Regions from separate parts of the Homo sapiens genome. Here region 2 is linked to region 1. Evidence: chromatin loops called from intact Hi-C (ENCODE). Cell type or tissue: OCI-LY7. All regions are shown on one strand. Links, peaks and the distances in the headings refer to the core of each region. The heading gives the core; the rest is flanking DNA.

Evidence for each region. A loop is a pair of places that touch in the nucleus more often than their neighbours do. Peaks named below come from ENCODE experiments on the same cell type or tissue, not always from the same donor. Only the 100,000 strongest peaks of a DNase experiment are listed, where the experiment ranks them.
Region 2: it touches region 1 in a loop (5-fold over the local background); 2 of 110 quality-filtered maps call a loop at or near these places.

What each region holds. Positions count from the first base shown.
Region 1 is chr7:107,088,114-107,094,793 of GRCh38, reverse strand. The region is part of intron 2 of PRKAR2B (protein kinase cAMP-dependent type II regulatory subunit beta); the gene reads right to left. Among named protein-coding and RNA genes, the nearest start is that of PRKAR2B-AS1, 12 kb to the right of the region's middle. In OCI-LY7, for the core only: no CTCF peak of the experiment used is centred there; DNase peaks (open chromatin) are centred at 1,623, 3,283, 4,093, 4,483 and 3 weaker places; H3K4me3 peaks cover 5,000 bases; H3K27ac peaks cover 5,000 bases.
Region 2 is chr7:106,957,041-106,963,720 of GRCh38, reverse strand. No RefSeq gene overlaps it. Among named protein-coding and RNA genes, the nearest start is that of PRKAR2B, 84 kb to the left of the region's middle. In OCI-LY7, for the core only: CTCF peaks have their summits at 3,559 and 3,761; DNase peaks (open chromatin) are centred at 790 and 3,780; H3K4me3 peaks cover 926 bases; H3K27ac peaks cover 1,020 bases.

The DNA of each region.
Region 1 (6,680 bases), core at 1,140-6,139:
CTGAGAAAAACAAGAAATGGGGAAAGGATTCCCTATTTAATAAATGGTGCTGGGGAAACTGGTTAGCCATATGCAGAAAGCTGAAAGTGGATCCCTTCCTTACACCTTATACAAAAATTAATTCAAGATGGATTAAAGACTTACATGTTAGACCTAAAACCATAAAAAACCTAGAAGAAAACCTAGCCAGTACCATTCAGGACATAGGCATGGGCAAAGATTTCATGACTAAAACACCAAAAGCAATGGCAACAAAAGCCAAAACAAACAAGTGCCATCTAAGTAAACTAAAGAGCTTCTGCACAGCAAAAGAAACTACCATCAGAGTGAACAGGCAACCTACAGAATGGGAGAAAATTTTTATAACCTACCCATCTGACAAAGGGCTAATATCCAGAATCTACAAAGAATTTAAACACATTTACAAGAAAAAATCAAAAAACCCCATCAAAAAGGCAAAGGATATGAACAGACACTTCTCAAAAGAAGACATTTATGCAGCCAACAGACGTGAAAAAATGTTCATCATCACTGGCCATCAGAGAAATGCAAATCAAAACCACAATGAGATACCATCTCACACCAGTTAGAATGGCGATCATTAAAAAGTCAGGAAACAACAGGTGCTGGAGAGGATGTGAAGAAATAGGAACACTTTTACACTGTTGGTGGGACTGTAAACTAGTTCAACTGTTGTGGAAGACAGTGTGGCGATTCCTCAAGGATCTAGAACCAGAAATACCATTTGACCCAGCCATCCCATTACTGGGTATATACCCAAAGGATTATAAATCATGCTGCTATAAAGACACATGCACACGTATGTTTATTGCGGCACTATTCACAATAGCAAAGACTTGGAACCAACCCAAATGTCCATCAGTAATAGACTGGATTAAGGAAATGTGGCACATATATACCATGGAATACTATGCAGCCATAAAAAAGGATGAGTTCATGCCCTTTGTAGGGACATGGATGAAGCTGGAATCCATCATTCTGAGCAAACTATCGCAAGGACAGAAAACCAAACACCGCATGTTCTCACTCATAGGTGGGAATTGAACAATGAGAACACTTGGACACAGAGTGCAAAACATCACACACCGGGGCCTGTCATGGGGTGGGGGGAGGGGCGAGAGATAGCATTAGGAGATATACCTAATGTAAATGATGAGTTAACGGGTGCAGCACACCAACATGGCACATGTATACATATGTAACAAATCTGCACGTTGTACACATGTACCCTAGAACTTAAAGTATAATAAAAAAAAAAAAGAAAAAAAAGTGGGCACTGGACTTAAGTAGACATTTCTCCAATATCACAAAGTCATTAGAAAAAGACAAGTAAAAATCACAGTAAGATACTTCATACCCATTAGGTTGGCTATTATCAAAAAACCAAAATAACAGGTATTGGTAAAGATCTGGAGAAACTGGAACCCTTGTGAACTGTTAGTGGGAATGTAAAATGGTGCAGCACCATGGAAAACAGCACAGCAGTTCCTCAAAAAAATAAACAGAATCACCACATGATTCAACAAGTCCACTTCTGGGTACATACCTAAAAGAACTGAAAGCAGAGACACAAACAGATATCTGTACGTCCATATTCACATCAGCATTATTCACAATAGCCAAAGGTAGAAGCAACCCAAGTGTCCATCAACAGATGAATGAATAAACAAATGTGATATTTACATATAATAGAAAATTATATCATCTTAAAAAGGAAGGAAATTCTGACCCACGCTACAACATGAATGAACCTTGAAAACATTACACGAAGTGAAAGAAGCCAGTCACCAAAGGATAAATATTGCATGAGTCCTCATCTATGAGGTACCTAGAGTACTGAAATTCAAAGAGACAGAAAGAATGTTGGCTGCCAGGGCTGGGAACAGAAGGGAATGAGGAGTTAAGTATTTAACAGGTACGGAGTTTCAGTTTGTGAAGATTAAACAGTTCTGTGGATGGATGGTGATAATGGGTGCACAGCAATGTGAATGTACTTAATACCACAGAACCATACACCTAAGAATGGTAAAAATCGTGAATTTTATGTTATGTTTAAAATTGTAATAAAAATACATAGATAAATTTTTTAAATTTTAAATAAGTATGTGAGTAAACAGAAAAGAGTAAACATAAATTTTTGCTCTTCTCTTAATTTCCTTAAGACATCACATTTCATAAAGCAACAACTATAACACTGAATTGTTAGTAGGTTTATAACATATATAATATACAGGCAATAGCAGCACAATGGGCTGATAGTCTATGTCCCTCATTTCCTCTTAGTCCACACACACTTCAATAAGAGTGTTTAATCCTTAAACACCGCTATCCCCTGAAAGACATCATCTCCTTTCAGCTGCTTCCTGGATAATGACCACCATGAAAGGAATAGGTAGGACTATAAAGACCTATTTTGAAACTTCAGGATTCTATCCTGACCATTTCTGGTAATGATACATCTGCTAATTTCATTCTGTGACACACACACACACACAGACACACGCACACACACACACACACACACACAACTTAATGGTTCCCCATCACATACAGAATAAAATCCAAACTCTTACAGTGACAGTGGCTTTCAAGGCTACCCTCCCCCACAATCTGATCCAAACCTATATTTAGGGCCTCTTCTTCCTATAATAAAGCCCACATATTCCAAACCTTATTAGACTATTCACTATTCCCTGAACATCATATTAACTTACATGGTTTGCTGAATTGGAAATTTATTCCTTCCACTACCCATTCCCACCTATAAAAATCCTTCTCTTCCCTCAAATCTCTGCTCAAATGCCACATCCTCCCTGACACTTTTCCCCAAAATAAATACATGAGTTAGGATTAAATACTCTCTTCTACATAGAAACACAGAACGCACCTTATTTATGTTTCTGTTTCAGTAGATTCGCATCTTACATGGGTGATAAATTCTAAACAACATATGAGGCAAAAATCTTCTATCGTCCAGGTTATTCTTGAAAATCCCATAGGAAGCCACTGCTGGAGACTGTCACATAGCCCTACAAGAAGTCCAAAATAGTGGCATTTCCACCATTAAAACTGATTGCCTTTTCCTTGTAAGCACTAGAAGTTACTGCTGACTTGTATTTAGACGCCATGTTATATGCAAAATGGATACCTTTAAGCCCTAGAAATGTTCATGCTCTGGGAGGCATGCAGGAACCAAGTGAGCCTGCAGGAATGGCAGATTCACATTCACAGGCTCTCACTGTCCACCTACTGCAGGGCACAGACTCACTGAGTGGAATGTGCACGCAGCTCCTTTGTGCTTGTGCTCTCTGTGGCATAGGTTTAGTAGAATCAGGGTAGGTGACATTTGTCATGATGCACCCTCCTCTGGGAGGAGAGTCATCATACCCATTTAGCTCCTCTAGGACTCAAGCACAAGCTATACCTTACTTACCTTTAGCAGTCTCATAGAATGCACATATGAATGTCTTGCAAATGGTGAATAATTATAAATGCCTTTGAATTTAACTAAAGTGACAGCACAACCAACCACATATAAAACTATCTCTTCTACAGTTATTACAGTATAATCATTCCAAAAACGATCCTTTTTGCACCAAAAAAAACCAGTGCTCTTACAAATTAGAAATGCTTACAGTTCTGGAAATAACATCCAATCTGATCTTAAAATGCAATAATTTTGCATAATGAGGGAACCAGGTGGTTGGCTGCTCTTAATGTTCTGAAGAAAATAACATCAAAAAACAGTTCATAAGATGAAAGATGACAGTGACCTTTAGCCTCCCACTTTATCTCTTTGAAAAACTTGTGGTGTAAATGTAAAGTATTATTTCTTTTTTGGGACCTTTTCCTTTAGTAGCTAGAAGAACTGATATGCAAGATAACGGTCCCATTCTTTTAAAGAGAAACATTTGTCTAGTATTGTTATTTCCTGTCATTCTATGTTAAGTATTATTCTGTTATAAACAGTAATGTTTCTCAACAGAAAAAGACACATCCAAACGGGTCACCTGCAGTTGCACAGCAGGTGGTGAAACAGGTGACTTGAGCTTCCCTCACAGAAGAAGCTCAGGGATTGTCAGTTTTCTCAGATTTGCAAACATGCTGAGTAAACTGCAGATGTCCCCTTAGGCTGGAAAGGAAGCTCAGCGAGCCAACAGAGACACTGCCTTTGGCAAAGAAAGACAGAGGGCTTCTTCAGGGCAGCCAGTCTAAACTAAAAATCAGCTGGCAGATACAGTTCTCATAAGCTGACATGGGTCAGTCAAAATTAGCTCCAGGTGAGGTCAGGGTTTCTGAGCCCTGTGCCATAGCAGACCCCATAGGGGCAAATGAGACAATTTCCAGGTCAATCCAGGATAGCTGGGCTAATTAGAATGCTTTCCTGGGATTTTGGGGAAGCCTTGAATGAGAGGGGATGTCAGGTCCACCTCTTTCTTGCTGCAGCTGTAAAATGTGGAACTGCAGTGGCGATGCTCCTCACCATATGGAGCAAGTAGCTGGCCGCAAGAGAGAATCAGAGGCAAGAGATGGAGAGATTCCTAACAGGGCTCAAAACCAGGTTCCAGTTGCTTCTGAAATCCAACTGCACCCCTACCCTTGCTGTGACTTGGTGATTCTGTGAACCACACCCCTGCCATCTCAATAAACCCCCTTTTCACTTGATTGAATTAAAGGTGTTTGCACATTGCAGTCACTTGCAACCAAAGAGAATTCAGATGTTAAGAATACGTGTTTAAAAAGATCATGACAAGGAAAACAAGACAATCCAACCAGTTACCAAAAGTAACTAAGAATAAAACCATAGGGCAGTCATTGATAAGAAAGTTGTATTTGCAAGATGACAGATTCAAATGCTAGTGACTAGTCAATAGAATTACAACCACAAAATGGGTGATACATAACTCAGGGATCATGTGTGGTTCTGAAAGGAGTGTCCATGACTGTTTTATCTGCTTATCTGTGCTAGTAGAGAATGTAAATGATAGTCTGCAAAACTGAAGTTATTCTCTTCCAACCAATTGTGCTGAGCAAATGAATAAATCTGCAAAACAAGTAAGGTTGGCCTTAGATCTTTAATTTAGTTTTTATGTTCCATGTATTTCAGAACCACTGCCTGGTATTTCTTTATAAATAGCTTTATTGTTTTTAGAAAAATGATGCATGTACCCTGCAAATAACTTTTTAACTATCAAAATTTTATTTTACCATAGGAAAAATGGTCTGAAATGCCTCTGGCTTTAGCAAAACTGATACATGGAAACAACTTTTATTTACTGACCATTTATATATAACGCAGTAGTTGGTGTTTATGAGGGAGACAAGTACTAAACAGGGTCCCTAAACTCTACTAATGTAGAACCTGGTTAGGAAGATAAATCCATCTGTTATGGGAGGAGTATAAATTATTATCCATGGTTACATGTAGAATGACTGATCAACAGTATGAGGAAAGAGCGCAGAATTCAGAGAGCCTGAAGCATAATCCCATCTCTGCCATTTTTTTCCTGCCACTTATTATATGACCTTTACACATTGCTAAGTATTATGAATCTCAATTTTTCTCATGTGTAAAATGTGACTATTTTTTTGTTTGTTTGTTTTTGAGATGGAGTCTCGCTCTGTTTCCCAGGCTGGAGTGCAGTGGCAAATCTTGGCTCACTGAAACCTCCACCTCCCAGGTTCAAGCAATTCTCCTGCCTCAGCCTACCGAGTAGCAGAGATTACAGGCACAGGCCACCGTGCCCAGGTAATTTTTCTATTTTTAGTAGAGACGGGGTTTTACCATGTTGCCCAGGCTAGTCTCGCACTCCTGACCTTAGGTGATCCACCCACCTCGGCCTCCCAAAATATGATTATTAAAACCTACCTCCGGCTGGGTGCAGTGGCTCATGCCTGTAATCCCAGCACTTTGGGAGGCCAACTCAGGTGGATCACTTGAGGCCAGGAGTTCAAGACCAGCCTGGCCAACATGGCAAAACCACGGGTCTACTAAAACTACAAAAATTAGCCGGGCGTGGTAACACACGCCTGTAGCCCCAACTCCTCAAGAGGCTGAGGCAGGAGGATCATCTGAACCCGAGAAGAGGAGACTGCAATAAGCCAAGATCACACCACTGCACTCCAGCCTGGGAAACAGAGCAAGAGTGTCTCGAAATAAAATAAAATATAAAATAAAATAAAAGCCAACTGTATGAGAATCACATGAGGAGTAAATCTCAAAAAATAGATTGATATATTTGGCTTAAGCTGCCAAAAGACGTAAGAATGATGTCAAAAAGATAAACATTCACACTGCTGACAAATGAGGGAATAAGCTCCAGACCTTTACACACAACATCTCCTTTCCCTGGAATGCTCTCCTTTCCCCTCACCCTCCACCCTGTACTTCCCAGGCCTTGGCTGAAATGTCAGCTCCTGAGAGAGGCATTCTCTGACCATGTAAATAGGTGCTAGGCATCACTCACTAGATAAATAAATCACCCCACAGATTCTGATTCAAGATAACTGCATAGGATACCTGAACGAGGTTTCCGCCCCTATGAAAGACCATGCTGAAGAACCCACCTCCAACGAGTGGCTCACTGGATTCAAACTCTGACTGCTCTCCTGATAAGCTGTGGGTTCCTTCTACCAGTTAATTTCTCTGTGCCTCAGTT
Region 2 (6,680 bases), core at 771-5,770, 130 kb after region 1:
TTAGGATCGGCCTGAGTGTTAGATTTGCTTTTGAGGCTCAGATCATTATAACTCGTTTTCAGGGCTCCCTCAGAGCAGTATCTAACATCTGCTTTCTCATCTATAGAAAAGACAAGGAACTACTCCCATGGCAGGACAAGGCCAGCTTCAGAAAACAGGCAGGTGGGGCTGTTACTTCCAAGGGCAAAACAAAGATCAAGTACTAAACCATGCTCTACCTTTCTCATAAAGGTCAGTGTGGGCTTCAGCTTTAGGAAGGCTGGAGCTTCAAAGCTGTAGGAGGGAGAAGAAGGCATCTCTTTGATTCCTTTTCTTGCTGATGCTTAAAAAAGCTATGAGCCCCACACCTTGAAGAAGACCTCCTGTAGTAATCTCTCTTCCTTCATCTTTCAATTTTTCAGCCTCCTAGGCTTTAGATGTTCTAAGATAAAGTCTCTCCCCACTCTTTTAGTGTCTAGGTTGTGCTGATGCCTCTTTTAAACATACTGTGTTTGTTAGATACAGACTACTGCAGGCACTTGCCTCTGGGGATGGCCTTGGAAAAGACTATGGTACATCTAGGAAACCTTCCCACAGAGTTGGCATTTAAGGTACACAGGAATCACACTTGGTGGCTTAAGTTTAAATTCAGAGCATCCTAAGTACACTTTGCTCCTGCCCCAACCCCACAGTCCCCCATTTCAGAAATAACTTCAGCGTGCGTGTGCCAAAGTGCTGCAGGTGGTACTTGAGCTTTTATTCAAATGCAGTTTCTCTTTGAAGGAGAACAAAGTAGATTGGAATAAAAGTCCTATTTTTGGAAAAGAGAAGTGATGCCCTGATAGATATTTGCAATGTAAAAACTCCTTTCTATAGGAAAGCATCCTCAATTACTTCACTTTCTTTACAGCAGGTGACTCAGGAAGAGCTCCAAATCACAGCAAGTACCTGTTGACCATGACTACTTATATTGCTGGTAACTTGGTAGCTTTTCCCATTTTCACAAAATGAGAACAAAATGACTGGTTTCCATTGCAATATGTAGGCAATTGTTGGCAACCGCTTTTATTTTTATTTTATTTTATTTTTTAACCTCTACTCATTGTTGTGAACTAGAACGTCCCTTGCATCAATAACTACAGGGCCAGCTTTGTATACAAGTCACAGTTTAGGGGTGAGTGCAGAGGTGCTGAGTTATTATCTATGTCAAATGAACTACAACATGGAGTTGCTCTACCTTGAAAATGACAGAGAAAAGAAGCAGTAAAATGTAATGGTGAAACCTGCAAGTTTGGGAACCAGGCTGCCTGAGTACTAATCCATGTGGTACTGCATTCTCAACAGGCTCCTTATCTGTAAAATGGGAATAATGAGAGCTGGGGAGAATTATACAAGGTGCCTTTAGTGGAGGGCCAGCATTTAGCCAGGGCCCAGTACACACTTGCTCTTCTGGATGTGCTATTCGATGGAGTGATAGCTCAGGGGATACTCCTAGATTTATTTGAAGATCAGGGAGACAATGCTATCACTTATTTGGACTAGAAGAGTTAGCTCTCTGGTTGCCATCTTGTATTCATGGGATGGATGCTCAAATCAGCCCCTGTGAATCCCTTAAACAAGCAAGTGGGAGCAAGCATGCCAATAGAGTTGAATTTGGTGCTAGCCATTTCTGTTTCCTGTCGACCAAGATCCCCTTTCCTACACACCCAGGTTCCATGATCAGATCTCTTTATCAGATCTTATGGCTTGCCTCTTCAATATTAAGAACTGCCATTTAGGGCCAGGTACAGTGACTCAGGCCTGTAATCCCAGCACTTTGGGAGGCTGAGGCGGGTGGATCACTTGAGGCCAGGAGTTCCAGACCAGCCTGGCCAACATGGTAAGAACCCATCTCTACTAAACACACACACACACACACACACACACACACACACAATTAGCTGGGCATGGTGGTGCGTGCCTGTAATCCCAGCTACTCAGAAGGCTGAGGCTGGAGAATCACTTGAACCTGGGAGGTGGAGGTTGTAGTGAGCCGAGATGGCACCACTGCACTCCATCATGGGCAACAGAGCGAGACTCCATCTCAAAAAAAAAAAAAAAAAACAACCAGATCTACCATTTAGCCATTTATTGTCAAGCTCTTTTTACCGTCTAAAAAGAAATCAGGGGACTCTTTGTCTCAATGGAATCATTTCTTCCTGTGCAGTTGAATAAAGCAGAAGGGTTTGGAATAAACAAGGAAAAATCCAGCTCTCCTTGATGCCTCCAACCCCTCACCTCTTAATCTCTTCATCCCTTCTTCATATGTCCATTGAGTACCTATCCTGTGTGCTAAGTGCTAATGACACACAGTGAAGCAGATAAACATGGTCCTGCCCTCAAGACACTCATATTCTAGAGAGAGAATGATCATAAACAAGAAAATGGACAAAGAAACAATTTTATGTTGTAATAAGTGTTTTAATAAAAAGAAAGAAGGAAGGGGCTGAAAGAAGAGAACAGTGGATCAGAGAGTTGGGGTGCTACAATAGATAGGGTGGTCAGGGAAGGGGCTGCTATGGGTGGGACCCTAAGCTGAGAAAAGACTGCCTCTTTGCGAGGTGATTGTGGGCAAGGTGATGTTTTTAACAATGAGCCAGGCTTGGGTTGAGATGAGGAGGTAAAATCCTTTGAAAAAGGCTGAGATTATGATGCTGGTGCTGGGCTCAGAGCATACACCCCAGAGGACTCAGGGAAATATGTATATGGGGTGGGTCCTTGAGTTCCTGGCAGATCAGGTGTATACAGAACACAATGCTAATTCATTAATTCATTCTTTCACTCCACAAGTTTATGGAGTATTATAATAGGTCATGTACTATTCTGGGTGCTTGGACTACATTAGCAAACAAAACAAAGATTTCCACTCTGGAGCTTGTGTTCTAGCTGGAGGAAATAGAAAACAACTAACAAAAGTAACATGCAAGAAAATTATGTCCAATATTGGAAGGTGTTAAGTGCTATCAAAAAAAATAAGACAAGGTAAATTAAGGTAAGGAGGAATCGGGAGTGCCAGGGGTAAAGGTATCTGCACACACGTGTGCATATGTTTGTGTGTATGTAATTTAAAATAGAGTGGTCAGCATAGGCCATGTCAGAAGGGAGTGTCTTAGTCCATCTTATGTTGCTATTGCAGAATACCACAGACTGGATGATATATAATGAACAAAAATTTATTTGGCTCACAGTTCAGGAAGCTGGGAAGTTTAAGAGCATGGTCTTGGCATCTGGTAAGGATATTTGTGCCGTGTTGTCCCATGGTGGAAGGCAGAAGGGTAAGTGAGGGTGACAGTGAGAGACAGGGAGTGCTAAACTTGGCTTTATAACAGCACAGTCTTGAGATGATGAACCCACTCTTATGATAATGCCATTAATCCACTCATGAGGATGGAGCCCTCATGGCTTAATAACCTTTTAATAGTTTTACCTCTTAATACCGTCACAATGGCAACTAAATTTCAACGTGAGTTTTGGAGGGGACGTTCAAATAATAGCAGTGAGATTAAAGGTGAGGGGTTTAGCCTTACAGGTAACTGGGGAAAGGGGTCCAAGCAGACTGAACAGCCAGTACAAAGGCTGGAAAGTAGGACATGAGACTCTGGTAATGAGTGTCTGGGGGACCTGGACCTCTGGGGTGACTAACCAGGGATGTGAGGCACCGTGAGCCAGTCCTGAGGGTCTCTGAGATGAAGTGGGGCTGCAGCTCCTAAGGCACACCGCACTGGTGCTCACAGCAGCTGCCACTCTAGAGGCTGGAGCTGGTGTTGCAGGTTTATGAGCTGAGACTCAGGAGGCTGTGGGTGGGACACTGCCAGGTACTGGAGTCATACAAAGATGCTGACCTGCTTCTCTCTCTGCCTCCAAGATTTCTGAAACCCTTCTCTGTAGCACCACTCTGGCTTCCTCAACCTCCTAAAAGGCTTCATGGACCCAAATTTCCAGTATCCTCTTCTAGTCCTATCTTGTTCAATCCCAACCCCAACTCCTCAAGGCAGAGGACCTCAATGAGAGGTTAGGAGGGAAGCAACCAACCTGAGCTAACAACCCAGGGCTTTCCGGGGTGGCAGGAGTTTTGATTGAATTCCTGGGAGTGCCTGTGGCTGGAGTGCTGTGTAAGCTGATGAGTTATGGGGCTGAGAACTTGGCATTTAGATGGTAGAAAACCAGAATATTCAAGGTCAGACAAATTTTGGTTTACATTTCACCTTTGCCACTTTTTAACTGAGAGACCTTGGAAAAGTTATTCTGTTATTCTCAGGCTCTCCTAGAAGCCTCGGGGAACCCTGGGCAGCTTTTGGATTTTGAAACCCCTACCTTTGGACATATATATACAAATATATATATTTGAAGATATAATTCACATACCATAAAATTCAACATTTTAAAGTGTACAATTCAGTGGTTCTTATATTCATAAGGTTGTACAACCATCACTAATATCTAATTCCAGAACATTTTCATTTACCCCCTAAAAAAACTCATATACATTGGCAATCACTCCACATTTGCTCCTGCCCCCAGCCCCAGCAATTATGAATCTACTTTTTGTGAATTTGCCTATTCTGGGCATTTCATATAAATGGAATGATAGAATATGTGTCCTTTTGTGACTGGTTTCTTTCATTTTGCATAATGTTTTCAAGGTTCATTCACATTGTAGCATGTATTAGTACTTCCTTCCTTTGTTATGGCTGAATAACATTCCCCTTGGATTTATCTTATTTTATTTTATTTTTATTTTTTGAGACAGAGTCTCTCTCTGTCACCCAGGATGGAGTGCAGTGGTATGATCATGGCTCATTGCAACCTCGACCTCCCAGGCCCAAGCAATCCTCCTGCCCCAGCCTCCCAAGTAGTTGAGACTCCAGGCACACACCACCATGCCTGGCTAATTTTATTTATTTTTTGTACAGACAAGCTCTCGCTATGTTGCCCAGGCTGGTCTTAAACTCCTGGGCTCAAGTGATCCTCCCACCTTGGCCTCCCAAAGTGCTGGGATTACAGATGTGAGCCACCACACTGGGTGGTCTCTCTGGATTTAGTTAGCAGCAGGGATTAGTGGATTCCTGTAAGACCTCTGTGATGAGGCTTCACCCTACTTTCCACACAGATTTGCCATCCATTAGCAGTCTATACCTCCATCCCCTAAGCTTGATGCCTGTATACAAATGCTTTTACTTTTATTGCCTTCTAGATCCTGGGTATGTATCCCCGTTGGGCCGTTGTCTAGCTGTAAAGGAGACATACTAATTGCTGTCTTACGTGTTGTGGTAAGGGCAAATGAAACAGCTTATAAAAGCATCTACCCTCCCCCTTTGCACTGTATATGCTTCATAGAGGACTCCATTAGTTCATGAAATACCTTGCTCTCCAGCCACTCTGGAAGAATGTTTCTAGTCTCCTTGTTCCTGTGATATGGCTGGGAGCAGGGCTTTCTGGGGTGGCAGGAGTTTTGATTGAGTTCCTGGGGGTGCCTGTGGCTGGGATGCTGTGTAAGGTGCCTACTTGCTTCACCTGCTGAGCAGGTGAACAATATGCAGTGGGTGTCTGGGGGAAGCTTGGATAGTGTTTTTAGATAAAGGCCTGAAAGGAAAGCTGATAAGTGACTATAACTGACATGATGAGACCCCTTGGTCTCCAGCCAAAAGTGTTAAGTCTTAGCTTGTGTCCCAGCACAGCCAGTTCCTCATCTTATTGCCTCACTTCTCTGGCCTAGCCAGTCACCACTTCTCCTTGCCACTACTCACCATCAGTGAGTGACGCTCCAGAAGAGGAGGAGTGTTTTTCACATAGCCTCAGGCAACTTGCAGGCTCTGTAGCTCTAATCTGAGCTGCAGAGGGAGACTTCTTGGCACTGAGAATCCTGGCTGGGCAGTGGGGTAGGGTAGAAAGGTGAGGCCTTGAAAACACCAGAAGGAAAACGCCTTTCTTAGGACATTTAGGAAGAACCCTGGAAAGATCCAGAAATTCAGGCAAAAAGGGAATGGTTTGGGAAAGACTGGAGAAAAGAAGTAACAGCACACTGGTTTGATTTTGGGGGTACCTCTGTACTGTGATCCACCCCTCTTATCATCACAGGTCTGCCTTTCTTGTTTGAGCACCTGGAGCAGTAGTTCTTTTGTTTTTTAGATGGAGTCTCACTCTGTCACCCAGGCTGGAGTGCAGTGGCGTGTTCTTGGCCCACTGCAACCTCTGCCTCCCAGGTTCAAGTGATTCTTCTGCCTCAGCCTCCTGAATAGCTGGGATTACAGGCACATGCCACCACGCCTGGCTAATTTTTGTATTTTTAGTAGAGACGGGGTTTCACCATGTTGGTCAGGCTGGTCTCGAACTCATGACCTCGTGATCCGCCCACCTCGGCCTCCCAAAGTGCTGGGATTACAGGCATGAGCCACCACCCCCAGCCTTGGAGCAGTAGTTCTAAGTCATCCCTGTGTAGCAGAATCACCTGGGGAACCTTTAAATATGCAGATTCCTAGGCCCTTCTCTCAGTGATTCTGATTCCCCTGGGGTGGGGTCCTGGCAGTAAGTATTCCTTCCCTTCCTCATCCTCTCTCTCTCTCTCTTCTTTCTCTCTTTCTCCCTCCCTCCCTTCCTCCCTTTCTCTCTCTCTCTCTCTCTTTGTCTTTCTCTCTTTCTTTCTTTCTTCCCAGGGTCTCGCC